Linked DNA regions of Homo sapiens: regions 2 and 3 are each linked to region 1. A link is a loop called in an ENCODE intact Hi-C map of the cell type or tissue named here. Cell type or tissue: dorsolateral prefrontal cortex. All regions are shown on one strand. Links, peaks and the distances in the headings refer to the core of each region. The heading gives the core; the rest is flanking DNA. Region 1 overlaps MIR100HG (mir-100-let-7a-2-mir-125b-1 cluster host gene). Region 2 overlaps MIR100HG (mir-100-let-7a-2-mir-125b-1 cluster host gene). Region 3 has its middle 18 kb from the start of MIR100HG.

What was found. Peaks named below come from ENCODE experiments on the same cell type or tissue, not always from the same donor. Only the 100,000 strongest peaks of a DNase experiment are listed, where the experiment ranks them.
Region 2: a loop joins it to region 1, with 4 times the contacts of the local background. A loop is called at or near these places in 4 of 110 quality-filtered maps.
Region 3: a loop joins it to region 1, with 4 times the contacts of the local background. A loop is called at or near these places in 18 of 110 quality-filtered maps.

What each region holds. Positions count from the first base shown.
Region 1 is chr11:122,306,048-122,312,890 of GRCh38, reverse strand. All of the region lies in intron 1 of MIR100HG (mir-100-let-7a-2-mir-125b-1 cluster host gene), which reads left to right. Among named protein-coding and RNA genes, the nearest start is that of MIR100HG, 110 kb to the left of the region's middle. In dorsolateral prefrontal cortex, for the core only: no CTCF peak of the experiment used is centred there; DNase peaks (open chromatin) are centred at 3,320, 3,490 and 5,600; H3K4me3 peaks cover 3,708 bases; H3K27ac peaks cover 5,000 bases.
Region 2 is chr11:122,226,423-122,233,265 of GRCh38, reverse strand. All of the region lies in intron 2 of MIR100HG (mir-100-let-7a-2-mir-125b-1 cluster host gene), which reads left to right. Among named protein-coding and RNA genes, the nearest start is that of MIR100, 78 kb to the right of the region's middle. RefSeq lists an enhancer at 2,587-3,417. In dorsolateral prefrontal cortex, for the core only: no CTCF peak of the experiment used is centred there; a DNase peak (open chromatin) is centred at 3,045; H3K4me3 peaks cover 1,072 bases; H3K27ac peaks cover 4,476 bases.
Region 3 is chr11:122,437,589-122,444,431 of GRCh38, reverse strand. No RefSeq gene overlaps it. Among named protein-coding and RNA genes, the nearest start is that of MIR100HG, 18 kb to the right of the region's middle. RefSeq lists an enhancer at 2,343-3,007. In dorsolateral prefrontal cortex, for the core only: no CTCF peak of the experiment used is centred there; DNase peaks (open chromatin) are centred at 2,891, 3,191, 3,451 and 3,812; H3K4me3 peaks cover 2,216 bases; H3K27ac peaks cover 4,996 bases.

The DNA of each region.
Region 1 (6,843 bases), core at 822-5,821:
ATTTTCATTTTATGACATAAATATTTTTTATTTAGACTTGAAGCTCTTTGAGGGCAATTTATCTTCCCTACAGCTCCCACCTATACTGTTTTATGAATATTCTACTGATAGATAAAAACTTATTAAATGAATAATCAGATCTTTTCCTCTTTTATTGCAAACACAGGGAACACTTAGCCGTGCTATTCTTACTTCTCATCAAAGGTGTTTCCGCCAACTCACTGCTAGATTTCTTCTTGTAGTTTCATCTTGGAATTTTAAGTACTTTTTTTTTTTAACCTTCAAAAGATGGTGCTACCATTGGCAACTAAGATTGGCGTGCACTGAAAGACTGGTTGCTGGTGGCCAATTCACTTGATACAGCTCTTCCAGCAGCAATATTTCCCCTTGGATTTAAATACATAATTGCAAAAAAGGGAGGTCTCAGACCATACTATTTCTTTATGTCTTAGATGAAATAACATATTCAATTTTTAAGGCTTTATTGTTATTTTTGTCAACAATAATAATACCTTCAGTTGTGCATTGGTGAACAGTTTATTGAGAGTTCTATATACACTATTTCATTTAATTTGTACAATAAGATTGCATTTTTTCCTTTTTTTTTTTGAGACAGGATCTTACTCTGTTGCCCAGGCTGGAGTGCAGTGGTGTGATCATATAGCTCACTGCAGCCTCGACCTCCTTGGGCTCAAGATATCTTCCCACCTTGGCCTCCCTGGTAGCTAGAACGACAGGCACATCCACCATACCTGGCTAACTTAAAAAATTTTTTTTGTAGAGGCAGAGTCTCACTATGTGGCCTAGGCTGGTACTGAACTTCTGGGCTCAAGCGATTCACCCTCCTGGGTCTCTCAAAGTGCTGGAATTACAGGCCTGAGCCTCTGTGCTCAGCCAAGATTGTATTTTTACTGCTAGTTTATATTTGGAAACACAAGGATTGTGAGGGGAAAGGTTTAGCTATTATGTGCCACATAGTTTACATATGTTATCTCACTCAACCCTCATAGTAGCCCTTCAAGTAAGCAATAATATTTCTATTTTGCTAATAAAAATTTGAGGTTCAGAGGTGCTAACTAGTATATGATAGAATTGAAATTCAAACTCTGGTTTGTCTGGCAACAAAACCTATGTTCTTTCTGCTACACTAGTGGTTGATTGAACTACCTTATAACCCTAATTTAGTAGAAAGAGTCTACTTTTTATGACTGAAGTTACTGTTTATGAACCTCCAGTGACATTAAAATCTAGACACGCACATGATAATCTCAGGCCAGCCTTTCTTTGCCTCATCCTTCCCACAGAAAGCTCATCCCGTGTGTTCCGGGTTCTCTGTCTCTGGTGATAAATATGGAGTATCCAGACATCGTATTGCATTGTTATGTCTGTCACTGTTTGCATAGACTCAAACCAATGCAATAATTTGGAATGGGGCTGTGCTCAATTAGCATTCCCACGATTCTTTCCCTGCTTCACCCTTTCTAAACCCAATTCCTTGGGGCAGAACATCACAGAAAACCAAGATCAGAAATGTGGTAGTTCAGGGTGGCCTAGGAAGTGAAGAACAATGCCTTTCCTTTCAGATACTCTAACCTGCACTTCAAAGATGTTTGTTCCAAAATTCTAAAAAATGGCCAATTTGACTAGACCTCTTGTGGTGTGAGTGTATTGCAGAGAATCTTGTGAAAAAAGAATAAGCTCACTCTTGACAAGGCAATCTGATCTTTAGATCTTAATAACCCTGGTTGGAAGATAGAAACTCTAGTGTTCATTTTTGGGTCAGGGAGTCATTGCTCAATACGCTAAGAGAATTCATTTTCCTTGAGTGTTTTTCCTTTCAGGTCACGTTTTACTGCTGGAGTTACTCAGCGAATTAATAGGTATAGAAATGCAAAGCTCTTTTCTTATTACATTCTATCGATCTGATTGCAGTGTCATTAATTGAAAGACTAGGAAAATGTGATGGATAGTTCAGCTCAAGATTCTACATTTGTTTTGGCCCAGATCCGTTGGAAGAAAGCTGCATGAAACTGACTGAAAGAAGCCTTTTGGTCTGACATGAATTTTTCTTTCTTTGTCAATCCATGTGAGAGCATTATTCAGTCCTAGTGAGATTTACAATGTGAAATTGTAAACTGTTTCAATTGTTAAAGCAAAATCAAAACTCAGAATGCTTATTTGTAGAGTTAGAAATAATCCATCCTGTAACTCTCTTTTACAGATTACTTACATACAATATTTTTAAAAAACGTAATTCTGACACAAACAAATTCTGACTCAAAAATATGGAAGGTGGGCTGTTTGTTCTTCATTTTAAGTGATTGTGTTTTGCAATATAGTGGTTGTGAAAAATTAATTTCATTCATTTCCATTCAGTCCATTTCTATTCCAGAAGTGCATGAAACTAGAAATTGGTGTGTGGTTAAAGATTGTTTTTATGGTTATTTTTCTTTTCTGATGGTTTGACCTACTAGTCCTTGGATTTCTCTCATAAGTTTAAATTAACTTGAGAATTTTGTCTATGTATAGATAAGTCCACATACATATTTGATTACTACTTTAATATGAAAAATTTAAAGGAGTCTTTAAAAATTTTTTAATCCTCCACACGAAGGGAAAATTCCCCAGATCAGATAAGAATATACCAGATTACAGTTAATTTGTTTGCAAAGGCTGAATTGTTCCTTTCTAGTTAATCACATTTTAAAGAGCTGAGCTATTTTTGTGTGTGTTTATTATTTTAAATGTTTGAAGCTTGAAGTGAATGCGAAGAATATCCAATTTTAAAGCACATTTAAATCTGACATAAATCATTATCCGTCTCTTGCTTTTAACAGACATGTTAAAAAGTTTAGTACATGTTATTAATAATAGATGTCCTGTCAAATATTTTTATCCTTCGTCTACAGTGTTTGAATTGTCTTTGTCAAGGTGTGATTTCTTTTTCTGGTTATGCTTTTGGATGATAGAATAAGTCATTTGTGGAAAAATAGGAAGTGAGCGAATTGCCACGCGGCATGACCTCATACTGGAACACATCTTGAAAATGTATTTAATGCTTTCTGAGCACAGAGACAATGGATTGTGGTTTGGGGTCCTCCTTCCTGACCTTTGGCTTGGTGAGAAATGTGGATTGCTTCCTCTGCTCATCAGCTACTCTCAGAGTGAAAAAGAGGCTGCACCCACGTTAGGAAGCAAATGCTGTTGATGAGTGCACAGGCTGCCTTCCCCATGATATTATGTCTAAAAATACATCCACAGAGAGGCAGGCATATGCTCGCGTCTTGGTGTGAAGGAGCTCTCGCCTGTGTTTCTTGCTATACCCATCTAAATTCTGGAGTGAGGAATTAAATTATTCCAGAAACCCTGCCAGTTTTTGATTTGCCATTGTCTCTGGTTCTTCGTTGCCTTTGAATGGGACCCTTGATACAAGGCTTTCATAGACCAGCCGGTGCTGATGGGGTCCGGGACTTGACGATGGCGCCTGCTCGTTCCTGTTGTGTTCTATCTGAGGCATGATTTTCTTTCGTTTTTGGGAGGTAGAGAGCACGGGGCAGAGGTTGCACCTGACACATTAGAACTCCGTTGTCACTGCTGTGGCTGTTATTCCCCTCGGCAAGAGCCAAGGAGCAAACAGGACGGTGGGTCACCTCGCCAGCTATTTAGCACCATTTCCTTTCTCTTCCTCAACCTTGTTAGAATTTTCTCTTTCTTAAGTGACAGGGTTTGATGGGGGTTACTGTGCCCCCCTGTCTACCCCTGCTTTATCTTGATAAGGACTTGCTTTATCCTGATTTCTAACACCTCTCCTCATTATAAAAGCTTGCTAGACTCTCATTCCCGGTTCCTGCAACTCAGTTTTTCTGCTCTATTGTTTGGGTTTTCTCTTTGAATGTTAGTCCCGAATTTCTCAGCTTCTGTGGTTACCTCACAAGTTAACAGGGGTAAAATTATTGTCTGAGCTATTTTCTTTAGGAAGAAAAAAATTTTGCTCTTTGGGGTGATAGTCCCAAGAAAAGGAATGAGTAGCAGAGGGAAATGAGGGGATATTGTTTTGCAGCTTCTGCTACGGCTTGGCTGTGAATACCTGTGCTCAGGTGAGACTTTCTGTTGTGTTTATGGAGTTAGAGACAAATGTTAACCTTCATGATATTTTCCATATCTCGCTTGGAAATTATTTCAATTCTAACAAAAAGTGCGGAGGAAAGAAGCATTGCTTTTCATGCACCAGAAAAGAGGGACAAAATCACAGATAACATCAGATGCAAAGGACATCATTCCATTTGAAATGATTTATATTTAAAAGGGAGTGAGATCAGCTGTTACTTATACCACCCTCTTTCTTCTTGTGTATTCAAGTTAGCAATATTTTAATGTCCTTGAAAACGAAAGGCAGAGCATTGGTTTTCGGAAGGGTCGATTTTTTTGAGGTTTCTGTAAAATGAGATAAAAGAAGTCTTTATTTTGTTTCAGGTGGTTAGCCCAGAATATATTCAATACAAGTTAACACAGACATATGCAGTGTAAGACGGTGCTCACAACACTTGCAACTAAACACACACAGCCCCCCCACACAAACCCACTCAACATTAACCAAAATCCAGGCTTGAGTTTAAACCAAAATGATTTCATTTATGGAGGAAAATTAATCTTCTTATATGCTTTTCTACAGCTAAATATTTAGCTTTCCTTTTTTAATCACTATTTTCTTAGCTTCTTTCATAAAAACCACTGAAATGAACAAAGAACTCTACCGTATAGTTAATTTCAGTTCTAGTGGGAGTTGATTAAAATGGAACGTAGATCACATATACGATAAACTCTTTTTTGTCAGCAGGCAATTCCTTTTAGTTCAGCTTAATGCATTTTATTCCCAATAATGCCAAAGAAACATATATGTCTTAGATGCTCCATATCTAATTATGTGGCTGGATACATTAATAACCCATAATGTTACATAGATTTGAGGACTAAACACAGATAAAAGCCAGAGAAGGTGCCATTATTTGTAGCCAGCAAGTTGCATGATCCAGATGCTGGAGTATCTGCCTGTCTTTCCACCTTTGTTCCTTCAGAGGCGTTGAAGTTCTCAGCTATTGCTGACTAATTGATAGTTGTAGTAACTGCTATAGGCTTCTTAGATTAGAAATGCATGCAGACGTGTGTCTTGATTCAAACATTAAGGAATGCACACTCTCACTTACTTACACAGGCAGAAAGTCTTCATAGTAACAGAGGCATGATGGAGATAGCAGGACATAAAACAGAAGAGAAAGAGAGAGAGAGAGAGATGACTGGCAGCAAGTAGACCTCTGCAAATAGTTCTAAAATTCGTTTGCAAATTCAGAAGCCTTCAGAACCATCCAACAATTCAAACACTCTTTTTATTTCTTCTCTGCGGGAAGACTCCATCCAGACTTTTTATTTTTGGCAAAAAAAAAAAAAAAAACCCAAAAAACAAAAAAATTCCCCAAAATGGAAAAGGTGAGAACCCTGCCATCTTAGCTCAGAATTCATCTGATTTCCTTTCTTCCCCGCTGCCTTGTATTCCTCATTCCATTGTCCATGCATCGGATGGCAGACGTCCTTGCTCTTGAATGCAAGTGTCACAGCAGGAGCAGAAAGGGGGTTGAGGGAAGGCATTGTCAAAGCCACGGTTGTCTATTGTTTCTTCGCTTTCACTCCTCTTTTTTTTTTTTTTTTTTTTTGAGGCTTTCCCTTCCTAGTGGCCTCTGTCCAGGAGGAGGGAGAAAATTGCAAGTTAGTAGAACGGTGGAGGCTTTTTTATTGCACACTGGTTTGATAAAGAGCTCAGCAATAGAGTCTACAAAATTAGGAAATACAGCAAAAGTGGAGGATTCTGATGGGAGATCGAGGGGAGGCTTTGGAGTCTTTGCTCCAGCCTACATACCAAAGGCAGTTTCTTCGGAATAACTTCGGTGGTGATATTTGCTTTGCTGTTGCATTTTCATTTTTTAAAATCATGAGAAAAGTCTTATTCATCTGTCAAGCTTTCCATTTGTTTATTTTTGTTCAGTGCAACAACTAGATGGAAGTTGTAAGGAAGGCCAGGTCTGCTGTTTGTAATTTGCTCAAATGTTGAAATCATTTCAACCTAAATTGGTGATTGTCTTTTTCAGATCATTTATGCTTGCATGTGAAATTTCTGTGGTAACTTTCTGCTCTGTAGGAAAAAAAAAAAGGGTTTGACTATCGTTTGTGTGGCTATTAAGTCTTGGTACTATGTTATTTTGTACCTTAAACATAGCTGTTCTTTTGAATGACATTTATGCATGAGTGATTGTCTTCTATGAACAGGCCAACTCCTGACAACTCCCAAAGTTTTCAAAGGTTACAGAGTTACACCGTCAAAACAGATTTTTAGGAAAGTATTTCAAATAGGCATTTGACATAACATGAAAATCTGGAGATCTCTTCCAGCCACTTTAACTTTATGCAATTTATATTTCTTCAAATCAATACAAGTGATTAAAACTGATTCTACCTAAAAAGAAACAGAGGAGCAGATTAAATTTGAACTCCATCTTTAAACGATTTTGCTAAAAAACAAATTTACACATTTTATAAACTTAGTTTTAGCCTAGAAATATCACATACCTATAAATGGTCCTCCATAGTTTTCTTCCTTCTAAATATTGTACTATCCGTAAGTATCTAGAAAAAATTATTCCAAATTGATCATTTTTTCCCTTAAGCCATACAACATTTGGCTTGAGTCCAGAACTCTTCACTATTTTCAGAATTTGCTAAGCATTCAGCATTTCAATTCTAAAATATATTTTTAAGTCAAGGGGGATATGTCTACATGCAGAGGAGGAAATA
Region 2 (6,843 bases), core at 606-5,605, 79 kb after region 1:
TGATGGTTCATGCCTGTAGTCCCAGCTACTCTGGAGGCTGATGTGGGAGGATCGCTTGAGCCTAGGAAGTCAAGGCTGCAGTGAGTCATGATTGCTCCGCTCCACTGCACTCTGGCCTTGATGATAGAGTGAGAACCAGTCTCAAAAAAAAAAAGGTCATTTTCTAAGCATTTGTTGATTCAATACTGCCCACTATGTACACTGACAATTAGACATAATTTAATTTCAGCTCATGGTATGAATGGAGACAAAATGAAATCATTTTAATGCACATTAAGGCAATATAGTGCCCTTAAATAAAAAGTTGAAGTTCATAAGGGACCATCATTAAGATTTAACTTTGTAACAAATATTTTGTTTTTGTTTGTTTTATTTTTAGATTTGCATAATAAAACATTCATATTCTTACCCAGTCTTCCTTGTGATGAATAACATATTTGGAAGATGGCCACACTGTGGAGCAAAGCCGGAACCCAGCTAATAATGTGTGGGCTCCATTTAGTGTCTAACTGTAGTGTATAGACTTTGAATTTTATTCTAGGCGAGATGAAACCCATTTGGAAACTCTGAGCAAAGGAGTATAATGAACTAAATTTACTTGAAGAGACTTATTCAGCCAATGTGCAAAGAAGAGATTGTAAAAGGGGCCGGGCTGACAGCAGGGAAACCTTTGCATCATCATGGCATTAATAAAGGAGACACATGATAGTGGTTTGGACTTAAATGGCTGTGGTGGGAGGTGGTGATAAATCGTTAGATTCTGGGTCTGATTTGAGGGTAGGGCTTCAGAATTTACTGGTAGATTATAGTTTGGTGTGAGAGAAAAGAGAGGAGTCAAGGCTGACTCCAAGGATTTTGGCCTCAGCAATAGGAAAAATGATGTTGTCACTTTCTAAGATGAAGACCAGGGGCAAGAAAAAGAAGTTTTGATGGGAATAGCAAGGGCGCAGTTCTACACAACTTAAATTTGAGATGTATATTATATATTCAAGTGAAGGCGCAGAGTGACAATTGGATTATGAGTGTAGAAATGTTGGTGCAGGAAATAGAAATTTGACAATCATTGGCATATAGATGGTATTCAGTGTCAAGGGACTAGAAGAGATCACCCAAAGAGTGAATGCAGAGAGGAAAATAGATGAGATTCCAGAGACTGGGCCCTAGAGAGCTTCAGCCTTAGGGACCAGGATGGTGAGACGGAACCAGAAAAGGAGAGCAAAAGGCAGACCGACGGAAAGAAGGAGAGCCAGGAGAAAGTGGCGTCTCAGAGACAAGGAAAGAAAGTAACAAAAAAAGATGTTTTAAGGAAAAGGAATTGGTCAGCTGTGTCAAATGACACTAGTAAGCCAAATAAGATGAGGACTGAGGCCTGATCTTTGGATTTGGCAAAGTGGAGGTTTCCTTGATAACCTTGAGAAAAGTGATGCTGGAGAGATTGGAAACATAATCTGGTTGAAATGGGTTCAAAAAAGAAAAAAAGATAAATGGAGACAGGATAGACAACTCTTCCAGGGGTTTTACTCTAAAGGAGAGGAAAGTAGTGGCGAGGGGAAGAGGGAATGACTCGAAGAAAATGCCGTGTCTAAGCAGGGATGCTATTAGAATAACTATGGCATGGGCACTGAGCAGTCAGAAGGGATGCTGCCTATAGGTCTGGAGCAGGGTCTTGGAGGACTTTGCTGGTCCTGGCATTAACCTTTTGGTTTCTGGATTATAGGCTGTCCAGGAGGTCCCAGGGAAGAGGCTAGGTTGGAAAAGGTCAGAGGCAGATACTCGGGAGGCTCAGGGTAGCAGTGCTCACCAACCCATCCAGAATTCTTTCAGTATTTTAGCAATCACCATAATAGTGCTCATGGGCGCTGGCTGAACATCAGCCTTGGATCTATAAAGAGTTGTGTGTGTGTTTTTTTTAATTATCTTTATTTTTAAAGATGAGGGATATTGCAGCATTTTTTAATGATGATGAGAGGGGAAGATTGAAAATTTGATGATGTAAGAGAACAAGGTGAGAATGACAGGAGATGCTTGAGTGGGCGAATGGCGCTGGGACTTGTACACAAGCCAAAGCGTTGATTTTGATAGAAACACGCCTCGTTGTTTGTTCCAACAGGAAGGAGCGCAGAGGGCAGGGGTGCAGGTATAGCTTAGCTGCTTAGTGATGGGAGGTAGAGGGCATGTGGAATTTCTTTCCTGGTTTTCTCTGAAAGACAGGAAATGTATTCACATCCATTTTTTTCTCTTCCTCAGGACCACTACCTATCCACATTTTAACTGACATTCATGTTGAATTCTGGGGAACTCCAGTTACTAGGCCAGTTTTTCATTCAGAATCTGTGCCTACTCAGGAGACTTTCATCTGTGGGACTTCGGTTCCATCTCGTTCCATGGATGATGATCAGAGCCCCCTCTCTTTTCTTCAAGAGCCAGGTAATTTACCATGTGATGAACCCCGGCCCTTTAGCACCCTGAAAGACCTAGCAGGGAAATATTTCTTGCCTGGCACAGTGATATATCCGGGGCCATCGAAGAACCTGACTCAGAATAGGTGTGCAATAAATAATTGTTGAATGAATATAGGAAGGAAGGAAGGAAGGAAAGAAGAAGGAAGGAAGTAAATCAGTTTTTGTCTAGAAGGGCCACCACTAATCTAGCCTAGTTAAATATGTCTCTGCTCGGGAGGTTTGCATCTGTTTATGACTAATTTCTCTGTTGCACGCTCGGCACTCCAAGATTTTTGCCAAGACTCAGAGATTCATCCAAAATGGCTGAAGGATGACAGTGTTTGATTGCTCGTCTCTCTCTCTATCCCCGAAGTTAATATGATGCTTATCTGAGTGCAAAGGCACAGACAGGGAGAAATTTAATGCAAATTTAGCCAAGAGTCTAGTGCCACTTCACAAAATATTGATTAGGTGTCTGATTTGCTCTCCCCTGACAATGGCCATAGGAATAAGCCAATGAGGTGGGCTTCGCTCCAGCTCGTCATGGTCATTCGATAAAGCCAGGCAGCCAATGAGGAGCAGCTACCTTTCGATTGGGCGAGAGGCCAGTGAAGGGGGAACCCATCTTAGCAACAGCAGAAAATATCGCACATGCCCTTGCACACAGGCACAAACACAGACACCGCGCCACCCGCCCTGCTGCAGTGAACGGTTGCTGATTACGTCTCCTAAGGCTTTTGTTTTGCCACAGCCCCACTTCCAAAGGACAAGTTTCTGTTCACAGATCACACTGCTTACCTGGTCAGACAGCCCATAATCCCTTTTTAATGGAATGCAGGGGCAACGGTCCTCTCTCTGCCCTCTCCAACACACATGTTATTAACGGCAAACTTTGATCTGCAGGTAAACGGCACAGGCTTTGTTCTTAGAATCCCTTTCATGGATCTGGCCACACCACTGCCCTTCCTGACCCAACATGCGGACTGAGGAGGGGGTGTGGCGTCGGGGGCGAGCCGAGGGGTCAGACTGTTGTTTGTTTTGCTTCTTGTAAAAACTGCAGAAGGGATTTCACCAGGCTGGAGCAGGCTTCCGTGTCATTGTTATTCTTCTTACAGGCTTCCCCTTTCATTGTTCGGTGGCCTCCACACCCAGGGCCCAGGAAAGCTTTCCTGTTTTCAGTGTGACACTTGGCAACGTCTTTCTTAGCCACTGGGTTCCAAACATTTAGCATTCTCATTTGACTCCCCTCCTCTGGTCTCCACTGTGTTTTTATGTTTCCTGTACAGCTGCCCTTGTTCCCCAGATGCCAGGGGATGGGGGCTGTCTGCCCATCCTTGGTTTCCCCAAATTAATCTCTGCCATGGCCTACTTGCCTGGTTTCTATATTCTCCCACCCCCTATCCTGGCTCCAAGGCTATTTTGAGGCCAGTGGTAATGGTAGGTCACTGGGGTGCATTGTGCTTCCCAGCCTCATTTTTTTTTCATCCATGAACTTGGCTTCTTTGCTCTGACGGCTGGTTTCAGCATGAATCTTTGATCCAAGAGCATCTGACCACGGATTAGCTCATCCTGCCAGTAGCTCTCACTCATTTTCCCTGCTGACAGCTATAATTCTGCCTGGGTAGGAAAGCCTATCAGTTAGGACAACCTACACTCTAAAAGGTGTGTGGCTATATTTTAGATGACACAAAATAAAGTTGAGCTGCTACCACAGGAATTTTTTAGACCAAGAAGGAGTGGTGTCTAGGAAATGGTAGCCAGATGTTTTCCATATGCTTGACTACAAAACAAGGGGAAATGGCATGAAATGGAAGCAGGAGAGAATTAAGTCAGACATGAAGAACAACTTTCTGAATATTAGAGTTAACAGAACCTAGAATGTATTACCAAGTGACCATTTGTCATTTCTTTCTGGGCTAGCTACGATCCCCGTCCCCTGGGGTTTGTGTAGGTTAACTCGTTCACAGATGCAGTGATGACCCATGTGGCTGTGTGGTGCGGGCTTTGGAGTCAGACTAGTCTACATTTAAGTCGTAGCTCTGCCACAATCTAATAACGTGTTAGCAAATTTCCTTTTCTTTGAGACAGAGCCTCACACTATCTCCTGGGCTGGAGTGCAGTGGCATGATCTTGGCTCACTGCAACCTCCGCCTCCCAGATTTAAGTGATTTTCCTGCCTCAGCCTCCCAAGTAGCTGGGATTACAGGCGCCCACCACCACACCCAGCTAATTTTTTGTATTTTTAGTAGGGACGGGGTTTTACCATGTTGGCCATGCTGGTCTCGAACTCCTGACCTCGTGATTTGCCCGCCTCGGCCTCCCAAAGTGCTGGGATTACAGGCATGAGCCACCACACCCAGCCCTGTGTTAGCAAATTTCTTAACCTCTCTGGACCTTTTAAAAAATCTGTAAAATGGAAGTCACAATATCAGCCATATAGGTTTAAATAAAATCATTGTATAAAATGCCTAACTTAGGGCTTAGCACGTAGTAAGCCTTCAAAAATGTTGAATCTTCCTCCCAGTTCTAGAATATTCAGAGCTTCAGTCCATCAATAGACCTATGGTATCAGTATTATTCATTCATTAAAAAAATTTTTAGTATCTACTTAGAACTTAGCATTATGAGGTCTACACATGGTTTCTGCCCTTGACAATTTGCGCATTAGGTCAGAAAATAAGCCAAACAAGTTATGAAATGGTACAACTGAGGCAACGCCAAATTAATGCCAACAGAGGCAGTACATGTAATATGAGTGGGATGTCTACCTGGGTTAGAATCATCTGAGAAAACATTACAGGAAAGTTGAGACTTTCCTACTAGAGCCTTAAAGCGTGGCTAGAACTTGGATAGGTTTAAGGGATGGAGGTGGGGAGAAGTTCCAAGTTAAGATAGTAGCATTTGGCAAGCTCTTAAAAGAAGAAATAGGCCTGGTGCTGTGGCTCTTGCCTGTAATCATAGCACTGTGGGAGGCTGAGAGAGGTGGATCGCTTGAGCCCAGGAGTTTGAGACCAGCCTGGGCAATATGTCAAGATCCCAGTCTCTACTAAAAAGAAAAAAAAGAAAAAAAGCCGGGTGTGGTGGCATGCACCTGTAGTTCCAGCTACTCGGGAGGCTGAGGTGGGACAATCACCTGAGCCCAGGAAGTCGAGGCTGCAGTGAGCCATGATCATGCCACTGCACTCCAGCCTGGGTGATGGGAGTGAGACCCTGTCTCAGAAAAAAAAAAAGAAAATAGGAGAAGAAGAAATTAGTGTGGTTTTTGAAGCAAGACGAAGGGAGAGTTGGTCAGCAGGGAAATGAGACTTAAAATAAATTGGCAAAGAGCTCAGCTGTTAGAATTAGGCTTATTTTGGTTTTAATTCAAGAACTTCCACTTGTGTCCTTGTGACTCAGTTCTCCTAGCTGTAAAATGGGCATAATAATAGTGAGGATTAAATGGTATTAAAATGCAGATAAAATGCTTCATGTGTGTCTCACTGCAAAAACCATGCTTTGATATACACATACTGCCTTCATAACAGGGTAGCCAGGCAAATATTTTTAATGTGAGAGATGAATATTCAAAGGGCATAGCTATGAATGATGGCTGGACGGAATGAACCCTGTGCTGCTTAGGACCTCTATGACAATGACTTTTGGTGTCCTGTCTTCCAGGCAGCTGCTTATGCCCCTACTTCTCTCTCTGTGGATTGTGATTCAGCACATAAAATTTTCCCTTTCATCTCCCAATTTGCATGCTTATATTAGACATGGATTTGGTTAGACCTGCATCTGTTGAGATGGCTCACCAATAATAGAAGCCCCACAGGGACTAGTGCGGTCTGGTTTCAGGAATGGGTCTAGCAAGTGAGGTCTAAGTCAGGAAGTTATTAGCCGCAGAGTCAGGGAATATATTTAGCTGTCATCACTTTTTAATGAAAAATAGCCTGGTGACATGTACATTCCAGCACTCTGATGTAGACAGTTGAGCACCACGCTTCCTCCATGCACTGGCTCCTCCCACAGAAAAAGGTAAGTATCTTCTCCATGGTCCAAGGTCTCTGGGGTATGTCCAGAGACGATGAGAAATTTCATCTTCAGAAGGGAACAGGCACTGTGGTATCCTGGAGCTGGCTCTCAGCAGCTCATGCAAACCAGTTGTGTGTGTGATCTCTTCCTAACTCCACCTTTAGTAATGGAAGGTTGGTGAGAGTGTTTGCAACACGGAAATCTGCAAATGCTACAAATCAGGACTTTTTCTTCCCTGGAGAGCGGCATGGTGAACGTTGACCATCACACCACTGAAAGAGAGGTAGGGTGAATTTCCAGTTGGTGATTCCTACAGATAACCATTGTGGGGTAGGATCTTCCATACTCTAGATTTTGTTCTTTCGTTCTTCGTTTTCTATCACATGACATT
Region 3 (6,843 bases), core at 585-5,584, 130 kb before region 1:
AATTAGCAAATTAATGAAAAGGGTGGCCTACTTTGCCACATACGAAATTGGGGAACGTACTTGATCCCAAATATCCCTTAAACATTAGGTTCTTCTGGTCTCTGCTATTCTAAGTCCCGTTCTTTTCCCATTTTGCCCTGTTTCCCCAGATGATCTCAGTTACCACCATGACTTGAGTTACCATCTGCCATATGTGAGTCCATCCTGAGACTATATTTTTAGTCCAGATTTGTCTCCGGAAAGCAAGACCCATAATTCCAATTACTTATCAGGAAGCACCAGCAGGTGCTTCTGCAGGCACCTCAGACTCAGTTTAGTCTGCCAAATCCACCCACTTCATTACATCCTCCCGATCTTCCTTCTTTTTCTCCTTCTCCTCTGATGTTCCCTAAACAATGAATGGCAGCATTACTCTGTCAATTGCACAAACACTGGTGTATGGTTAACATAGAGCACATTGCCTGGTGCCTAGTAAGCACTCAATATTTTATTGAGTAAATAAATGCCACACACTAAAATGGCCAAATCAGTTGAAAATGACAGATTTGGTGATTACATTCAGAAATAATCTTAGACTTAATAGTAAAAAGCTAGAATGAGAATAAGCCCAGGGAATTTCCTGTCTTTCACTTTTCCTGCCTTTGAAACATTAAGCAAACCAACATCGCTCATGAGGTCTGAGTTGAAGATCAGACCTAAAGGCTTATATTTGTGATCCTCCGTGAAACTGTCTGAAACAGTTTCCTTTAGACAAATGGGACTTTGTTCATTATGCCCAATCATGGACAGTCTTTATATACATGCCAAGGTAAATTTTTCGAGGTAAGCTTATAGGGATTGAGGATATACTGTGTGCTGTCCTATTGGGAGTAAGGCTGATAACTAACCTTTCATTCTTCTATCCCAGGCTAATATTTGAGGCATCAGTTGCAGGCAAACAGCATGAGCTTTGGGCGTCACACTGGCTTGAGTCTGAATTCCAGCTCCTGCATTTACCAACTTTGTGACTTTGAATAAGTTACTTAAGTTTCTTGAATCTCACTTTCATCTATCATATGGAGACAATATTATGCATAGCATACGGTTATTTGAAAGTAGATGTGTGATAAGTTAAGCATAGTCTCTGAAACAAGGGGTGCTCACTAAATGTGAGCTTTCTTCCCTTCTCTTGTTAGATGTGTGGTGATCTCTAATTAGGTTACTCAACCCACCTTGATTGTCAGTTTCCTCGCCAGTGAATGAAATAATTACACTATCCACAGAGTTGATGTGAGGACTGAGTGATAGTGATTTAAAGTGACTATCACATGATACATAGTGATTATTTAATCACTACTAGATCCCTTTCTTTCTTCCTTCTCAGTAAGGCATGGGAAATGCCTGATTGTATTTTAAGTCTGTCGGAACTTCTAGGTGATCTAGCAAGACATAAACATGGAATATTGTTGCTTTGCTCGTGTGTATAATACAATACTGCTCAACAGAAATGATAAATAGAGGAAACTTGCCATCTTCTCTATGTGACAGTTGCATGCCCCAGCCGACATCATCAGATTTGCCTTGGGGTTTTTCCTCAGGGTGCATGTAACGAATGGAAAAGGACCAATGCCTGAGAAGTCTCATTGGTTACTTGGGGGTGCCACATCCTCTGATTGGTGTAAGCATCAGACAATCCTCATCCACGTATTAACAGCACTTCAATTATTAATCAGGTAGCTGCTGACTTTGGCTAAATCAAGGTATCTTGCCCGACCCTCTGGACTACTCTCTATTCCTTCCTCCCTTCATTCTGCACAATGACCACCTCCCTACACCCCATATATACGAATGCCATTTTGTTAAGAACTGAGTCCATTCCCTTCAAACCCCCAGGATGTTGAGCTTTCTGCTGCTAGCATCTACAACAGTTACAGAAATGACTTGTATTTCTTTAGAAACACATGACTCTAGTAATGAGGAAGCTAGTATAACTTTAGTGAGTATGCCTTTATAATGGTGTGAGTTGGGGAATAGGCATATATGGAGGCCAGTTTCTCTAGCAGGTGCCACACATTGAGATGATAACCATTGTAAAAAGCTATTTTCCAGGACTGATGGGGTAACAGACGAATTTTACCAAATCTCATTGGCTTTACTATTACAGAACCTGTCAAGAATCAGCTTACCTTTAACTGGTTGCCTCAGAAGCCTCCCTGTTTGAATTGCTGTGGGTGTGGAAAGAATGGGGGGTGGTAGATGGAGTTTGACTAGTAAGAAGAGGGAGTGGAGCGGAGCCCATGGCAGCGGAGGCTATAGGGGGAGTTTCCATGTAAGAAACTTTTGGTATCTGGGAACAAACGATTTATTACCTAAACCTCCCACTCGCTTGATAGATTGCTGTTGGCATCTGCGTTATTGGAAAAAAAAAAACAAACTTGCTTCTTAGAAAAAAAATTGATGAGGCAAATACAGGACATTCAAATACAGCAGTGGGAAGGAAAAGAAAGGGGAAAATGCACTTGGCAAGAATTCAGAGACAGCGAGAGCCAATTGTCTTTATTGAAATGGCATTGAATTACAAACTCAAAGGAGGGAGTGGCGTCTCTTTTAGTAGAGAAATAAAAAACCATGCCATCCCTACCCAGTAAACAGTGTAGGGAAAACATTAACAACAACAACTCTATGCAAGGTATTTTTTTTTTTGTTTCGTTTTTTTTTTCTCTTCTTATCTCCAAACAAAGTGATCTGTGCTTGCTACTGAAACACCCTAAATATACTGCCCACATACCCTGGTGGTTAAATTCCCTTCAAGAGGGTGACTGGACCAGGCCAACCCTCTGCCCCCAACCCCCTTCTGGTGGAGGCTCTAAGTCTGATATGTCCCGCCTCTCTGGCCCAGCAGAGCACGTTCGCCAAAGCCCCGCAGATGCAGCACGTTTCCAGAACGCGCACTTTCGCAATGGGCGGCATCTCTCGCTCTCTGATGAAGGGTCAAAAATGAGATTGTGGATGAGAACAATTAGAAACTCTAATTACCCTCCAGGCACCTAACAATTATAAGCCACATTCTTATTTTTATAAGGAATTAGCTACAGATTGGACAGTGCTTGTCATGCTTTGAAACATTTCCTGCGTCTTTCTGGCATCACTCTGTTCTTGTTAGAATGCTGGCGTTTCTCACATCCCCACTACCGCGCTCCCCCCGCCCCCGCGCTGCCCCACCTCTCTCTCTCTGTCTCTATGTGCATGTATATGTATATGTATATGTATATGTATATGTATATGTATATGTATATGTATATGTATATGTGTATGTATATATTTTTTGGGCTTGCCAATTCCCGCACCTTCATATACATTACCCCGTCCTTTCATCTCCAAGATGACCTGAAATGACCTTTTGCTTGGCACGAGACGTGATTCAACTGATAACAAAAGAGTTTGGGGGAGGGTAGGGGCGGTGTCTGTCTGCGCCGGGCTGAGGAAGAGCCAGGAGGGGGGCGGAGAAGGGGGGGACCATATCCATTTAAAGACGAATGCTGCTGCTTTTCGCAGTGCTATTTCCTGTAATTAATTTTCCACATATCACCTATCACACGAAAATAAAAGTTTTTTTTTGTTTGTTTTTTTTTTTTTTTTTTTTTTTTTAAGGCATACCACTCTCTTTGTTTAACCGGAGATCCTGGGCTGTTTAGACGTGTCTGTGGGGGGAGCGGAGGAGGGGGGTTGGGGTGGCAGGCCGGGGGAGGCTGGGCGTCCCCCCCGCAGAGAGGCCCGAGCTCTCCGCCGGAATGTGGGGTCGGAACCCCGCAGCTTTCTTTCTTTCTGCCTGGGTGTTTGCTGCTGGGAGCTTCTTTTCAAAGCCACGGCGCCTGCTAAGGTTCCAGCACGCAGTTCCCTTCCATTTTCCATCTGCAGCCTTTGAGGGGTGTGGGCTTTTCCCAAAGCCTTTATTTCTTTGTCGTTTTAGGAAACCTCAATTTTTGCACTGACTCCAGAACTCCAAATGGATCCCAATAGCAAGTCTCATCGATCGTCCCCCTCCCCCATCTTACTTAGGGAGGAAAAAAAAGAACAAACTATTTATTTGGATACTCAGCGAGGTTGTGAGAGTTGCCACAGCAACAGCTGTGAACCTTGCACAGCAAAAGGCTCTTACTGTAGAGTGTCCTGCCTTCCAAAACATCTCCTCTTTAAAGAGACACTGCTAGCGATACTATATCAGTTTGGTGTGTGTGTACATTGACATATCATCGACACCATTTGAAGAGACAAAGGCAAGTGTTTACTTGGGTGGTTCACAAGATAATTTTAGTCAAGCTTGACCAGATGAGATGTGAGAAGAGAAAAATGGACTGTGGAGTCACGTGGGGACCTGAGATTAGAGAACTTCGTGCCCAGAAGCTTGCGAAATGGTAGAAAGTATTCTAAAGGTGTCCTGTCCCTTCTGGAGGTCATAGCTTGCGTGTGAGCTGGCGGGGTTGATTATGCAGCCGTCCTGTCACCCTCTCCTGCACTTGTCGAAGGGATCTTGACATGAGATAGACGCTCTGAGCTCAGAGACGTGAGGAACTCAGCTTCCTGGGTTCCAGGAAGAACTTCTTTTCCCTGAAGTGCCTCATAGGCTAAAAGTTCCATGAAAAGCAAGAGGTTGCTCCACAGTCCCAGTTTCATACCTTCTGGCTTTCCTCGGAAACCGTGAAGTCGTTAATGCCTCATAGGTATTAATATTTGCTAGTCTCTGCAGATATAAAGGTACAATTAAAGACTAGTCCTTAGCCCCTGCCCTCAAGGAGCTGTCGGTCAAGAAGTGGATTAGGTAAACAGATAAATACAGGGAAGAAGGAGTGACTATGGGGCTGCCAGATCCATTACAGCCACCAGCATGATCCCCATTCATTTCTTAGTTCATGGAATGCCTGACAGAATGCCAATCAACATCCCTTTCCTCTCCTTCTTCAAAAGTGCCTCCTTATAGGAAAAATTGTCATTCTGGGCAGATGGGCGCCCAGAAGCTGCCTTGAGAGTCACACTGTGGAAGGGCACTGCTATCATCTTCAGTGAAAACCTCAGCCCAATTTCCAACCTGCTGTAGAAAAGGAAAAATACTAATATTACTGAGTACCCCTTCCATGTGCCATACATGATGCTATTTATTACACATATAATAAATAACACCTATAATAAATGCTATTTATTAAACCTATAGTAAATGCTATTTTATACCTACAATAAACGCTATTTATTATCCTATTGAATCCTCATGCAGTCTTTCACATGTAGTACCTGGTTTTATCTGAGCCATAGGACATAGGAAATGATCTGAGTGACTTGTTTTCTCAATTACCCCAAGGATGGTGCATAACTAGTACCATTCTATATGATAGAAGAGAAATTGATTCCCTTTATACAATGAATGCTTGAAGGCATTAGTTTTAATTCCCTCTCAGGGTCCCTCTTGAGAAAGTTGTGAAGTATCCTAACTTAACAGACAAGGAAACAGAGACTCAGGGAAATTGCTCAAGATCACACAGCCAACAATGCCAACAATAATGGAAATTTCCTTCCTGACTCAAAAATTTATAATCTTTTGAGATAGTGTGAATAGATTGCTCTATACTTCCATTTGACTATTTAAAAAAATAGAGACCGGGTGCAGTGGCACTTTGGGAGGTCGAGGCAGGCGGAACACCTGAGGTCAGGAGTTTGAGACCAGCCTGGCCAACATGGTGAAACCCCTTCTCTACTAAAAATACAAAAATTAGCTGGCGTGGTGGCACATGCCTGTAATCCCAGTTACTTGGGAGGCTGAGGCGGGAGAATCACTTGAACCTGAGAGGTAGAGGTTGCAGTGAACCAAGATCATGCCACTGCACTCCATCCTGGGCCACAGAGTGAGACTCTGTCTCAATACATAAATAAATAAATAGTTAAGGTTAGAATTTTCAGTGACTGACAGTCATACTGACTTAAAGAGTTAGTTTGATTGGAAGCTCTACAAAGACAAGAACTGAGTCTTTTTTTTTCTTCAGTAATATCTTTCTTGGAATTATCTGTCCAGTTAGGCAAAGATTATCACTAAGAAAACCATCATTCATAGTGAAGGGAACACCTTGCTTTTAATAACTCAAACCATTGCCACTCAGCCTGACCACTTACCAGACTTAACCTCACATGACTTTTAAAATCAAACATATCTTCAAAGACTGGAGACATTTGTCATTGAAATCAAACAACAAGCCTTTAGCTCTAAGGCCACTGCAAGAGAAGAGCTGCTAATTCTTGCTAGCAATACCGACCTGTTTGGCAAAGGTGAGAGCTTTTAAAAGCATCATAGTCATTTGTAAGAGTTTTGCTATGACCTCCTCTTTTGTACAGTAAGTTCTCAGTTCAGACCCTGCATCCTTGGGCAAATTACTCAACCCCTCTATTCTTCTTTCTTTTTGTTTTCTTTTAAGATAGGGTCTTGCTCTGTCACCCAGGCTGGAATACAGTGGCACAATCATGGCTCACTGCAACCTTGAACTCTTGGGCTCAAGCGATCCTCCTGCTTCAGCCTCCTGAGTATGTGGAGCTACAGGCATGCACCACCATGCCTTGCTAATTTTTAAAAGTTTTTTGTAGAGACAGGTCTCACTGTGTTGCCAAGGCTGGTCCCAAACTCCTAGCCTGAAGCAATCTTCCCATCTCAGCCTCCCAAAGTGTTGAGATTACTGGCATGGGCCACCTCACCCATCTGACCCCGTTATTCCTTAATTTCACATGAAAAGTGGAGGAATAGTAGCATTTATGACATAGGATCATGGTAAGGATTGCCCTGAGATTAAACGTGTACAGCATTTAGCGCAGTACCTGGCTCATATG